Regions from separate parts of the Homo sapiens genome. Here region 2 is linked to region 1. Evidence: read pairs that join two places in POLR2A ChIA-PET (ENCODE). Cell type or tissue: HCT116. All regions are shown on one strand. Links, peaks and the distances in the headings refer to the core of each region. The heading gives the core; the rest is flanking DNA.

The links. Peaks named below come from ENCODE experiments on the same cell type or tissue, not always from the same donor. Only the 100,000 strongest peaks of a DNase experiment are listed, where the experiment ranks them.
Region 2: POLR2A ChIA-PET joins it to region 1 with 5 read pairs; 6 of 35 experiments call an interaction of 5 or more read pairs at or near these places.

The regions. Positions count from the first base shown.
Region 1 is chr19:4,205,849-4,211,210 of GRCh38, reverse strand. ANKRD24 (ankyrin repeat domain 24) reads right to left here. Exons shown (of 22, transcript NM_001393985.1): 8 at 3,899-3,969; 9 at 3,604-3,710; 10 at 3,243-3,430; 11 at 2,410-2,447; 12 at 1,073-1,153; 13 at 839-946. Among named protein-coding and RNA genes, the nearest start is that of EBI3, 21 kb to the left of the region's middle. In HCT116, for the core only: CTCF peaks have their summits at 2,262 (motif pointing right), 3,010 (motif pointing right) and 3,817 (motif pointing right); DNase peaks (open chromatin) are centred at 2,310, 2,630, 3,015 and 3,870; H3K4me3 peaks cover 1,027 bases; H3K27ac peaks cover 1,531 bases.
Region 2 is chr19:4,076,457-4,081,818 of GRCh38, reverse strand. No RefSeq gene overlaps it. Among named protein-coding and RNA genes, the nearest start is that of ZBTB7A, 12 kb to the right of the region's middle. RefSeq lists an enhancer at 4,010-4,189. In HCT116, for the core only: no CTCF peak of the experiment used is centred there; DNase peaks (open chromatin) are centred at 204 and 2,478.

The DNA of each region.
Region 1 (5,362 bases), core at 175-5,174:
GCTCACAGTCAAATGGGTGGACACACATAAAACAGATGCATGCCCAATAGCAGCAAGTGATGCAAATGGAGATAAAGAGGCCGGGTGCGGTGGCTCACACCTGCAATCCCAGCACTTTAGGAGGCCGCGGCGGGAGGATCACCTGAGGTCAGGAGTTAGAGACCAGCCTGGCCAATGTGCTGAAACCCCGTCTCTACTAAAAATACAAAACTAGCTGGATGTGGTGGTGGGCGCCTGTAATCCCAGCTGCTTGGGAGACTGAGGCAGGAGAATCGCTTGAACCCGGGAGGCGGAGGTGGCAATAAGCCGAGATCGTACCATTGCATTCTAGCCTGGGCAACAAGAGCGAGACTCCGTCTCAAAAACAAAACAAAACCAAAAATAAATAAAAAAAAAATAAAGTGAACTAGCGAGTTGGCCGGGGGGGTGGTGGGGGGTGATGTTACAATTTTGAAGAAAGTGGGCATGGGAAGTGGGCATGGGAAGTGGGCATGGGAAGTGTCTTTGGCGAGGAGCCTACTGCATAAAGTAGGTGAGGTAAAGAGCTGTGGGGCCATCTGGGGCTAGAGCATTCCAGGCAGAGGACACAGGTGGTGCAAAGGCCCTGAGGCAGGACTGCGCTAGAGCATTCCAGGCAGAGGACACTGGTGGTGCAAAGGCCCTGAGGCAGGACTGCGCCTGGCGAGTTGGAGGAACAGCGAGGAGGCCCAGGTGGCTGCAGCAGGGTGGGGAGGGAGAGAGATGGAGGAGGGAAGGTGGGAGAAAAGTAGGGGGATCTTCATGCCTGCATTGACCCCACCCAGGCTGGCCCACGCCCAAATCTCCGAGGCCTCCTAACCTCCTGCTGCCTCCGTTCCTTGTGCTGTTCCAGGCCCCGGATCTTCTGCAGGAGGCGGCCCCTCTCCTGCCGCAGCCTCACGATCTCCTCATAGGCATCTCGATCATCCTGTTCCCCTCCCCACCACGGCCTTTAGATGGGGCCTAAGGTTGCCCCATCCCAGGTCTCAGCCAGAGCCCCTCCCCGTGCCTGGGGGCTCCCCATGCCTCCTCCCGTGCCCAGAGCATCTCTCACCGGCATGGGAATGCTGGCGGGAGGTGGAGGCGCCTTCCGCTTCTTGGGGGCCCCCTGCTTTCCATGGCTGGACATAGAGTTCTGGGAAGGGAGGGGAGAGAGAGTGAAGGGGGCCGATCGGGGGGCCATGCCAGCCTCCCCCACAGTAAACCAACCCAGCCAGCCCCAGCCATGGCCTGACTTCCTGAGAACATGGAACCAGCAGCCCCTGCCTCCTGCCGCTTACTTATCCCAGCAAAGCGCAGACAAGACCAACTCCCTGTAAGTTCCAGATCTTACTCTTTACTCTCTGCTCCTCTCTGTCTCTCAGTTCTTTCCCCAGCTAGACCACATTGCCCACACGTTTTCACTCCTCTGTGGAACAGAGATGCTTTAAAACTGGGAGAGGGGCCAGCGCGGTGGCTCACACCTGTAATCCCAGCACTTTGGGAGGCCAAGGTGGGTGATCACTTGAGGTCAGGAGTTCGAGAGCAGCCTGGACAACACAGAGTGAAACCCCGACCCTACTAAAAATACAAAAAATTAGCTGGGCATGGTGGCGCACGCCTGTAGTCCCAGCTACTAGGGAAACTGAGGCAGGAGAATCACTTGAACCTGGGAGGCAGAGGTTGCAGTGAGCCAAGATCACGCCATTGCACTCCAGCCTGGGTGACAGGGCGAGACTCCATCTCTCAAAAAATAAACAAAACAAACAAACAACAACAACAACAAAAAAAAAAAACTAGGAGAGGGGTCGCGCTCAGTGGCTCATGCCTGTAATCCCAGCACTTTGGGAGGCCGAGGCGGGTGGGTCACTTGAGGCCAGGAGTTTGAGACCAGCCTGGCCAACAGGGTGAAACCCCATCTCTACTAAAAATACAAAAATTAGCCAGTTGTGGTGGGTGCCTGTAATCCCAGCTACTAGGGAGGCTGAGGCAGGAGAATCGCTTGAACCCAGGGGGTGAAGGTTGCAGTGAGCCAAGATCGAGCCACTGTACTCCAGCCTGGGCGACAGAGTGAGACTCCACCTCGGGGAAAAAAAACACAAAAAAACTGAAAGAGGGGAAGAGGCCAGATCTGCTTCCTTCCCCGAAGACACCAACCCTCAACAACCTCAGTCCCCACTGCCCTCCCACCCCAGCCCCATAATTTGGCCCCATCCAGTATTCTCACCCAGTTCTGGGAGTTAGGCTGAGCACACTGCCGCCACTTGGTGGCAGCATACCCTGAAGGTAGCATTCTTTCCAAACAGGTTTTCCCAGGTCTAACTTCCTTCTCTTCTCACAGAGCTTGGGGCAGGGGAGAAGTTAGTGTGGATGCAGGGAGGAGGGGCTCCTTCACTGCTTAGGGGTCCATACCTGAGATGACGCCTCGCCTGAATCATCCTCTGTGAGGGCTGGGGAGAGAGGGAAGCAGGGTCAGGCATTCTGTTCCCAGGCCCAGGAAGGGCATTGGTGGGCCCCAGGGACTTGTAGGGGGCTCCCGATTTCCCCAAGAATCAGGGCGTTTAAGGTAGAAATCTGGCGCTTGGGTAGAGTGCTGAGAGAGGGACTTGGGACTGTTAAAAAGAGAGGATAGGCTGGATGGGGTGACTCATGCCTGTAATCCTAGCATTCTGGGAGGCCAAGGCGGGTGAATCACCTGAGTTCAGGAGTTTGAGACCAGCCTGGCCAACGTGGCGAAACCCCGACTCCACTAAAAATACAAAAATTAGCCAGGCGTGAGGGACTTAGGCGGCAGGCACCTGGAGTTCCAGCTACTCTGGAAGGTGAGGCAGGAGAATTGCTTGAACCACGTCTAGCTAATTTTTGTATTTTTAGTGGAGACAGGGTTTCACCATGTTGGTCAAGCTGGTCTTGAACCCCTGACCTCAAGTGATTCGCCCACCTCGGCCTCCCAAAGTGCTGGGATTACAGGCATGAGCCACCTTGCCCAGCAGGGGGTGCCCTTCTTAGGACAGGCAAAGTTCTTACTGTACAGATGACCCAGGAAAGCAGAAGCAGACCCCCTCCCAGACTACTCTAAATGCCCTGGGGCTCCTTGAAACTGTTCTGAGTAGAATTGGGTAAGCTCTAGGACCTCCTAGAATGCAGCCAATCGGGGGTACCTTGAAACTATTCACGATAAAGAGAAGGGGAGTGACAAGAAGCTGCCAAGAAGCAAATGCATTGGGGAGGTGGGGCTTGCATACCGCTGGGTGGGGAGGGGCGCTGGGCCGCCTCTTGCAGAAGGTGCAGGATGAGTTTGTCCCCCGCCAGGGCGCCATAGTGAGCCGCGTCCTGCCCCAGCGCATCGGTGATGCCCGGCTGGGCTCCGCCCTGCAGCAGGACCTCCACTGTTTCGGGGCTGGCCCCCTCACAGGCCAGCATCAGGGCCGTCCTACCAGGGGAGGGGGCTACTGAGGAGATGAGAACATCCCCCAAGCCCCCATGCCCACCTCAGCACCCAGGCCAGGCTGGGAAGAGGAGGCTGGCTAGATCGTCTTACTTAGGTTAAGTCTTGCCGAAGGTCACACAGCATAGGGTGGACTGGCTGGGAGGGGAGATGCTCACCTGCCTTGCAGGTCCTGATCGTTCGCGGCAGCCCCTTGCTGCAGTAGGAGACGGCACAGGTCTGTGTGACACATCTGAGCTGCTATAATGAGGGGTGTTGCGCCTGACTGGTAGGGAGGAGGAGGGATGCGATGGCATGAGAAACTGACCCCCGGGAGGTGCAGAAGCCTATATAACTGCCCTTGAGTTTCACCTCAAACTTTCTCAGACTTTCAAAGGGTGCCTGAGATACTGCCACTTGGTGGCAGCATACCTCAAGCATAACATCTTCCCTGAAGAGATCCCAGAAGCTTACCCGATCTTGGGGGTTTAGATGTGCCTTAAAGGAGCAGAGCACCTCTGAGCAGGAGAGACAGCCACCAGCCGCTGCAAAAGAGAAAAGGTTGTCCGGTGCGGTAGCTCAACCCTGTAATCCCAGCACCTTGGGAGGCCAAGGCAGGAGGTTCGCTTGAGTTCTGGAGTTTGAGACCAACCTGGGCCAACACAGTGAGACCCTGTCTCTACAAAAAAAAAAAAAAAAAAGCAAACATTATCTGGGTGTGGTGGTGTGTGTCTGTGGCCCCAGCTACTAGGGAGTCCCCAGCTGAAGCGGGAGGACCGCTTGAGCTCAGGAGTTCAAGGCTGCAGTGAACCATGATGGCACCACTGCAAACCAGCCTGGGTGACAGAGTGAGATCTTGTCTCAAAAACCAAGAAAAGAAAGGAAGACAAACAAAAGGGGGAAGAGTAGGGGTAGGGTGAGACTTCGACATTTTCTGGGCACTTTCTGCCTGGGTGTGACCCTGCTCCTTTATTTCATGAGAAATTCCCATGTGCCCTGAGGAATTTGTAACAAAGGCAAGTTTTGCATTTTACAGATGCAGCAACTGAGGCCCAACCAGGCCAGTGGTCACCCACTGGGGTAAGAGGCAGAGTCAGATCTAGGATCTAGGTCTGCCGACTGCCAGTCCCAAGCACTGTGGTTCCCTATACTTTTTGTAGAGACGGGGTCTCGCTGTGTTGCCCAGACTGGTCCCGAACTCCTGGGCTCAAGTGATCCTCCTGCCTCGGCCTCCCAAGGGGCTGGGATTACAGGAATGAGACCCACACTACAAGGCATGTGCAACCGTGCCTGGCTAATTTTTATTTTATTTTATATTATATTATTTTATTTTTTTAGAGACAGGGTCTTGCTACGTTGCCCAGGCTTTTCTTGAACTCCTGGGCTCAAGCAATCTGCCGCCGGGACTGTAGGCGTGCACCACCACTCCTGGCTAATTCTTTTTTTTAATTTTTTATGGAAATGGAATGTCACTATATTGCCCAGGCTGGTCTCAAACTCCTAGGTTCAAGCAATCCTCCTGCCTCTGGCTCCCAAAGTGCTGGGATTATAGGCTGCAGCCACCATGCCCGGCCCCGTTTATGTGTTTATGTATTTATTTAATTTTATTTATTTATTTATTTATTTATTTATTTATTTATTTTTGAGACGGAGTCTTGCTCTGGTCACCCAGGCTGGAGTGCAGTGGCCCGATCTCGGCTCACTGCAACCTCCACCTCCCGGGTTCATGCCATTCTCCTGCCTCAGCCTCCCGAGTAGCTGGGACTACAGGCGCCCGCCACCACACCCGGCTAATTTTTTGTATTTTTAGTAGAGACGGGGTTTCACCGTGTTAGCCAGGATGGTCTCGATTGCCTGAGCTCGTGATCCACCCGCCTCGGCCTCCCAAAGTGCTGGGATTACAGGCGTGAGCCACCGCACCCGACCTATTTTTATTTT
Region 2 (5,362 bases), core at 134-5,133, 130 kb after region 1:
GGAAAGGAGGAGGGAGGAGAGGCAAAGAGGAGAAGGGGGAGTAGGAGGGAGGAAGGAGGAGCAGAGAAGAGCAGGGAGGAGGGAGGAGAGGCAAGGAGGAGGAGGGGGGAGTAGGAGGGAGGAAGGAAGAGCAGGGAGGAGGGAGGAGGGGCAGGGAGGAGGAGGGAGGAGGGGCAAGAAGGAGGCGGGAGGGAGGAGGAGGAGCATCTAGGAGGAGGGAGAAGGGAGGAGGAGCATCAAGGAGAAGGGAGGAGGAGCAATGATCACAGACACAGGAGGGAGCTCCCTGGGATTTCATAAGATCCTAGTGCCAGAGCCAGGTGGGCTGAGGAAAGAGGAGATCCTGAATGTGGAACCCTGCAAGGGAGATTAGACTGGAGTCCTAGCTGACACTTGCAGGTATCCACTCTACACTCCCCATACCTTTTTTTTTTTTTTTTTTTCTGAGACAGAGTCTAGCTTTGTCACCCAGGCTGGAGTGCAGTGGCACAATCTCAGCTCACTAAAACCTCCACCTCCCAGGTTCAAGCGATTCTTCCGCCTCAGCCTCCCGAGTAGCTGGGATTACAGGTGCGCACCACCACGCCCAGCTAACTTTTGTACTTTTAGTAGAGACGGGGTTTCACTGTGTTAGCCAGGATGGTCTCGATCTCCTGACCTTGTGATCTGCCTGCCTCAGCCTCCCAAAGTGCTGGGATTACAGGCGTGAGCCACCATGCCCGGCCCCCTCCTCCCCTCTTTTCCCTTTCCCCTTCCCGTCCCCACCCCTCCCTCTCTCCCTCCCCTTCCCTTCATCTCCCCTCCCTGTCTTCCCCTCCCTACTCTTTCCCTCCCACCTCTTCCCCTCCCCCTCTCCTTTCCTCCTGCCCTCCCCATCCCCTCCCCCTTCTCCTCCTCCTCTCTTCCCCCTCCCCCTTCCCCTCCCCACCCCTCCCTCTCTCCCTCCACCTCCTCCCTCCTTTCCCCTCCCCATCCCCTCTCCCTTTCCCCTTCTCTCCCCATAATTTGTTTGTTTGTTTTTTTGAGACAGGATCTCACTCTGTCACCCAGGCTGGAGGGCAGTGGCGGCACGATCACCTCTCACTGCAGCCTCCTGCTCAGGTGAACCTCCTGTCTCAGCCTCCTGAGTAGCTGGGATGACAGGCACACACCACCATGCCTGACTAGTTTTTTTTTTTTTTTTGTAGAGTCAGGGTTTCGTCATGTGGCCAGGCTGGTCTCCAAGTCCTGGGCTCAAGGTATCCTCCATCCTCCTGCCTCGGTCTCCCAAAGTGCTGGGGTTACAAGTGTCAGTCACCGCGCCATGCCCCCTCTCCCCATCATTAAAGGGGAGGGGCCATTGTGTACCCAGCCCACTTGTCTCTGTACCTCTCTGGGCCTCCGCAGGGCGCCACCTGTAAATGCTAACGTGGGTTTCCCTTTTTATTTATTTATTTTTTGTTTTTGAGACAAGAGTCTCTGTTGCCCAGGCTGGAGTGCAGTGGCGCAATCTCGGCTCGCTGCAAGCTCCGCCTCCCGGTTTCACGCCATTCTCCTGCCTCAGCCTCCCGAGTAGCTGGGACTACAGGCGCCTGCCACCACGCCCGGCTAATTTTTGTATTTTCAGTAGAGCTGGGGTTGCACCATGTTGGCCAGGCTAGTCTTGAACTCCTGACCTCATGATCCACCTGCCTCGGCCTCCCAAATTGCTGGGATGACAGGTGTGAGCCACTGCACTGGACTGCTAATGTGGGTTTCTAAGGTTCCAGCAGCCTCCCTAAGCCTCCTGTTTGGAAGTCCTGGGTTCCTGCCCTGTGTGGGGTGGAGAAGGGGCTTTTCCAGGAGCACAGAGCTGCCAGCCCAGGTGGATCCCCTCAGCACCTCAGCCAGCTGGTGCTGCCTTTCTATCCATTTTTTTATTATTATTATTATTATTTTAGACGGGGTCTCAGTCTGTTGCCCAGGCTGGAGTGCAGTGGTGTGATCTCAGCTCACTGCAACCTCCACTTCCCAGATTCAAGTGATTCTCCTGCCTCAGCCTCCCAACTAGCTGGAATTACAGGCGCCTGCCACCACGGCTGGTTAATATTTATTTATTTATTTTCTCTCTTTTTATTATTCCCGTTTTACAATGAAGAGGCTAATTTTTATTTTTCTTAATTTTTAATGTTTATATTTTGAGATGGAGTCTGGCTCTCTTGCCCAGGCTGGAGTGCAGTGGCACGATCTTGGCTCACTGCAACCTCTGCCTCCCGGATTCAAGCAATTCTCCCACCTCAGCCTCCAGAGTAGCTGGGATTACAGGTGCAAGCCACCATGCCTGGCTAAGTTTTATATTTTTAGTAGAGACGGAGTTTCACCACGTTGGCCAGGCTGGTCTTGAACTCCTGACCTCAAGTGATCTGCCCCTCTTCGCCTCCTAAGGTGCTGCAATTATAGGTGTGAGCCATCCAGCCCAGCCAAGTGACTATACTAAAAACCACTGAGGCTGGGTGAGGTGACTCATGCCTGTAATCCCAGCACTTTGGGAGGCCGAGGCGGGCAGACTGCCTGAACGCAGGAGTTCAAGACCAGCCTGGGCAACATGGTGAAACACTGTCTCTACTAAAATGCAAAAATTAGCCGGGCATGGTGGTGGGCGCCTGTAGTCCCAGCTACTCTGGAGGCTGAGACACGAGAATCAGTTGAACCTGGGAGGTGGAGGCTGCAGTGAGCCGAGACTGCTCTGCTGTACTCCAGAGTGAGACTGTGTCTCCAAAAAAAGAAAAAAGAAAAACAAAAAACCACTGAACTCTATACTCTAAATGGGTGAATTGCATGGCATGTGAATTATATCTCAATAAAGCTGTTAAAAAAAAAAAAAAAGAAAACTACCGCCCTCTCACATTTTGACACAGACTAACCGCCTATCTCTACCGAGATATGTTATTGATATTGACATGCAAATGGTCACTCCCCTATCCTGTCTGACCAGCACCAAGCACCTGCCCCACCTTGACTGGGCCCTGTGGGGGTGCTGGGGACAGGGAGGTCAGTGGGTCCCAGTCCCTGCTCTTGAGTGAGTGGCTCAAGCCCCAGGCCCCCACCAAGCAGGAAGGACCTGAGGGTGGGGTGGGGATGGAGGTGGGGTGGGACAAGGCCATGCCCAACTGAATTTCCAGCCTGGATCTGCTAGCGGACAGAGCTCCAGCCTCCGCTGGGGGTTCTGGGGGACAGTGGCTCATCCCGGGCTCGGGACTCGGGCAGCCCGGAGCCTCCTTCCCGGTGGTTTCTGGGCCAAGGGTCTCTCCCTGGCCAAAGGAGCGGCCGACATCCTGTTCTGCCTGGGAGTTGGCCCCGCCCCCTCCCACGGGGACATTATGGGATGGTCCGCGGTGCTGGAGGAATCTTTGAACTTCCCAGCGCCGGGTGGGGTGTACGTGATTCTTAGCCCCACTTTTGGGTAACTGAGGGGTTCAGGAAAGGAGGCTCAGGGATAGTGGGAAGTTGCTTCTCCCACCCAAGGTCACACAGGGAGAACTTGACCTTGACCCCATGACCTTGACTTCCAGGACCCCCCCCCCCCCCCCCGCCCCGGCCAGGCCAGAAGAAGGTCAGGAAGGTCAGGAAAAGGAGCGGCAGGTGGTGGACCCCTCCCCGGCCCCCGACTTAACAAGGCCACCCTCCCCGGCTCTGTCCATCTCTCTGTCCCTCTTCTCCTCTCTCTGTCCCCAGCCCTGAAAGTGAAACCGGTGATACCAAAGTGAAACGGAAGCTCCGGCCCCCGCAGCCCAAGCCCGGCAGGCAGAGACGGAGAGAAGGAGAGGGGAACAGGGGCCAGCCCACGTGGCAGGTGGGCTGCAGGGAGGGAGGACTCCGCTCTTTAAATTGCGGTGGTTCTTAAAAAAAGAACAAACCCAGGAGGTCTGGCTGGACCAGAACCGCAGCCATGATCTCCCCTCCCACAGCCCCGCCCCCACCCCTGAAGTCTGGAGTCTTCAGCTCCACACTGGGGGTGCCATGTTGAGGATTCTGCACAACTGGGGGCTGGGGGAGAGGACAGACTGGCCTTGTCCATTGTTGGGAGGTCCCGTGGGGTGAGGGTGACCCTTGGGGTCCATCTCCAGGGTCCAGGAATCACCCCAAAGTGGGTAAAGCCTGGGGCCAGGGTCCCCCCCTTATCCCAGAGTAGAGACTGTCTGCTTTGGACAAGGGGGTGCCCAGGGGTGGTGGTGGAGGGCAGTGGATGGCTGAAGTCCTGCCTTGTCCAGGGGTCACTGGCCAGTGGCTTTTCTTCTCTGCAGAGCACAGAGAGGAGAGAAGTGTGTGGGTGCCTTCTACAGCGAGCAAGACTGAAGTTAGACCCAGGCTAGAATTTCAGCCCCTCGGTGTGGTGGACACTATGGGACCTGATCAACCTCTGGGGTGGGTCCGTCCTGGGCACTGCAGGGTGCTGAGCTGTGTCCCTGGCCTCCACCCACCCCCTCCCCAATCACAACACCTAAAAATGTCTCCAGATATCACCCAGTATCGCCTGGAAGGAGGCAGAGTCACTCCAGATGAGACCTCCTGAGCTAAAGGGTACTGGGCCACAGAGAGAGGTAGAGACTGGGCCCTGAGCCATGACCCAAAAGGCAGCAGGCCCTGGGCTTTGGAGCTCTGTGGCCAGGTCCTGAGAGGTGCCTGGGAGGCAGCCATCCAGTCTGGAAGAGAGGGGGTGGGGCAAGAGGCTGCCTCTCAGTTGCAGAGAGGGAACTGGGCTTGGTAAAAACGGGGCAGAAGGGACCCATTGCAGATGGGAATTCTGAGTGGTGTGGTGGACACGGATCCAGTCCCAGCATAGCTACCAAGGCTTCTGTCTTCTGGAACAAATAGAAGTCACCTCTTAGCAGCTGCCCAGGTGAAAATACCCAGGCACCATCTCCCCAACCGCTATGAATTCAGAAGCCATGGAGAAATCAGCAGCTCAGAAAGTATTTCTCCCAGGCCGGGCACGGTGGCTCACGCCTGTGATCTCAGCACTTTGGGAGGCCGAAGCGGGTGGATCACCTGAGCTCAGGAGTTCGAAACCAGTATGGTCAACACGGTAAGACCACATCTGTAGTAAAAATACAAAAGTTAGCCAGGTGTGGTGGCACACACCTGTAATGCCAGTTACTCAGGAGGCTGAGGCAGGAGAATCACCTGAACCCGGGAGGTGGAGGTTGCAGTGAGCCGAGATCACACCACTGCACTCCAGCCTGGGTGACAGAATGAGACTCAGTCTCAAAAAATAAAATAATAAATAAATAAATAAATTGAGATATAATTCACATACCAGAATATGTACCTTTTATTATTTATTTATTTATTTATTTATTTATTATTTTTTTGAAACAGAGTTTTGCTCTTGTTGCCCAGGCTG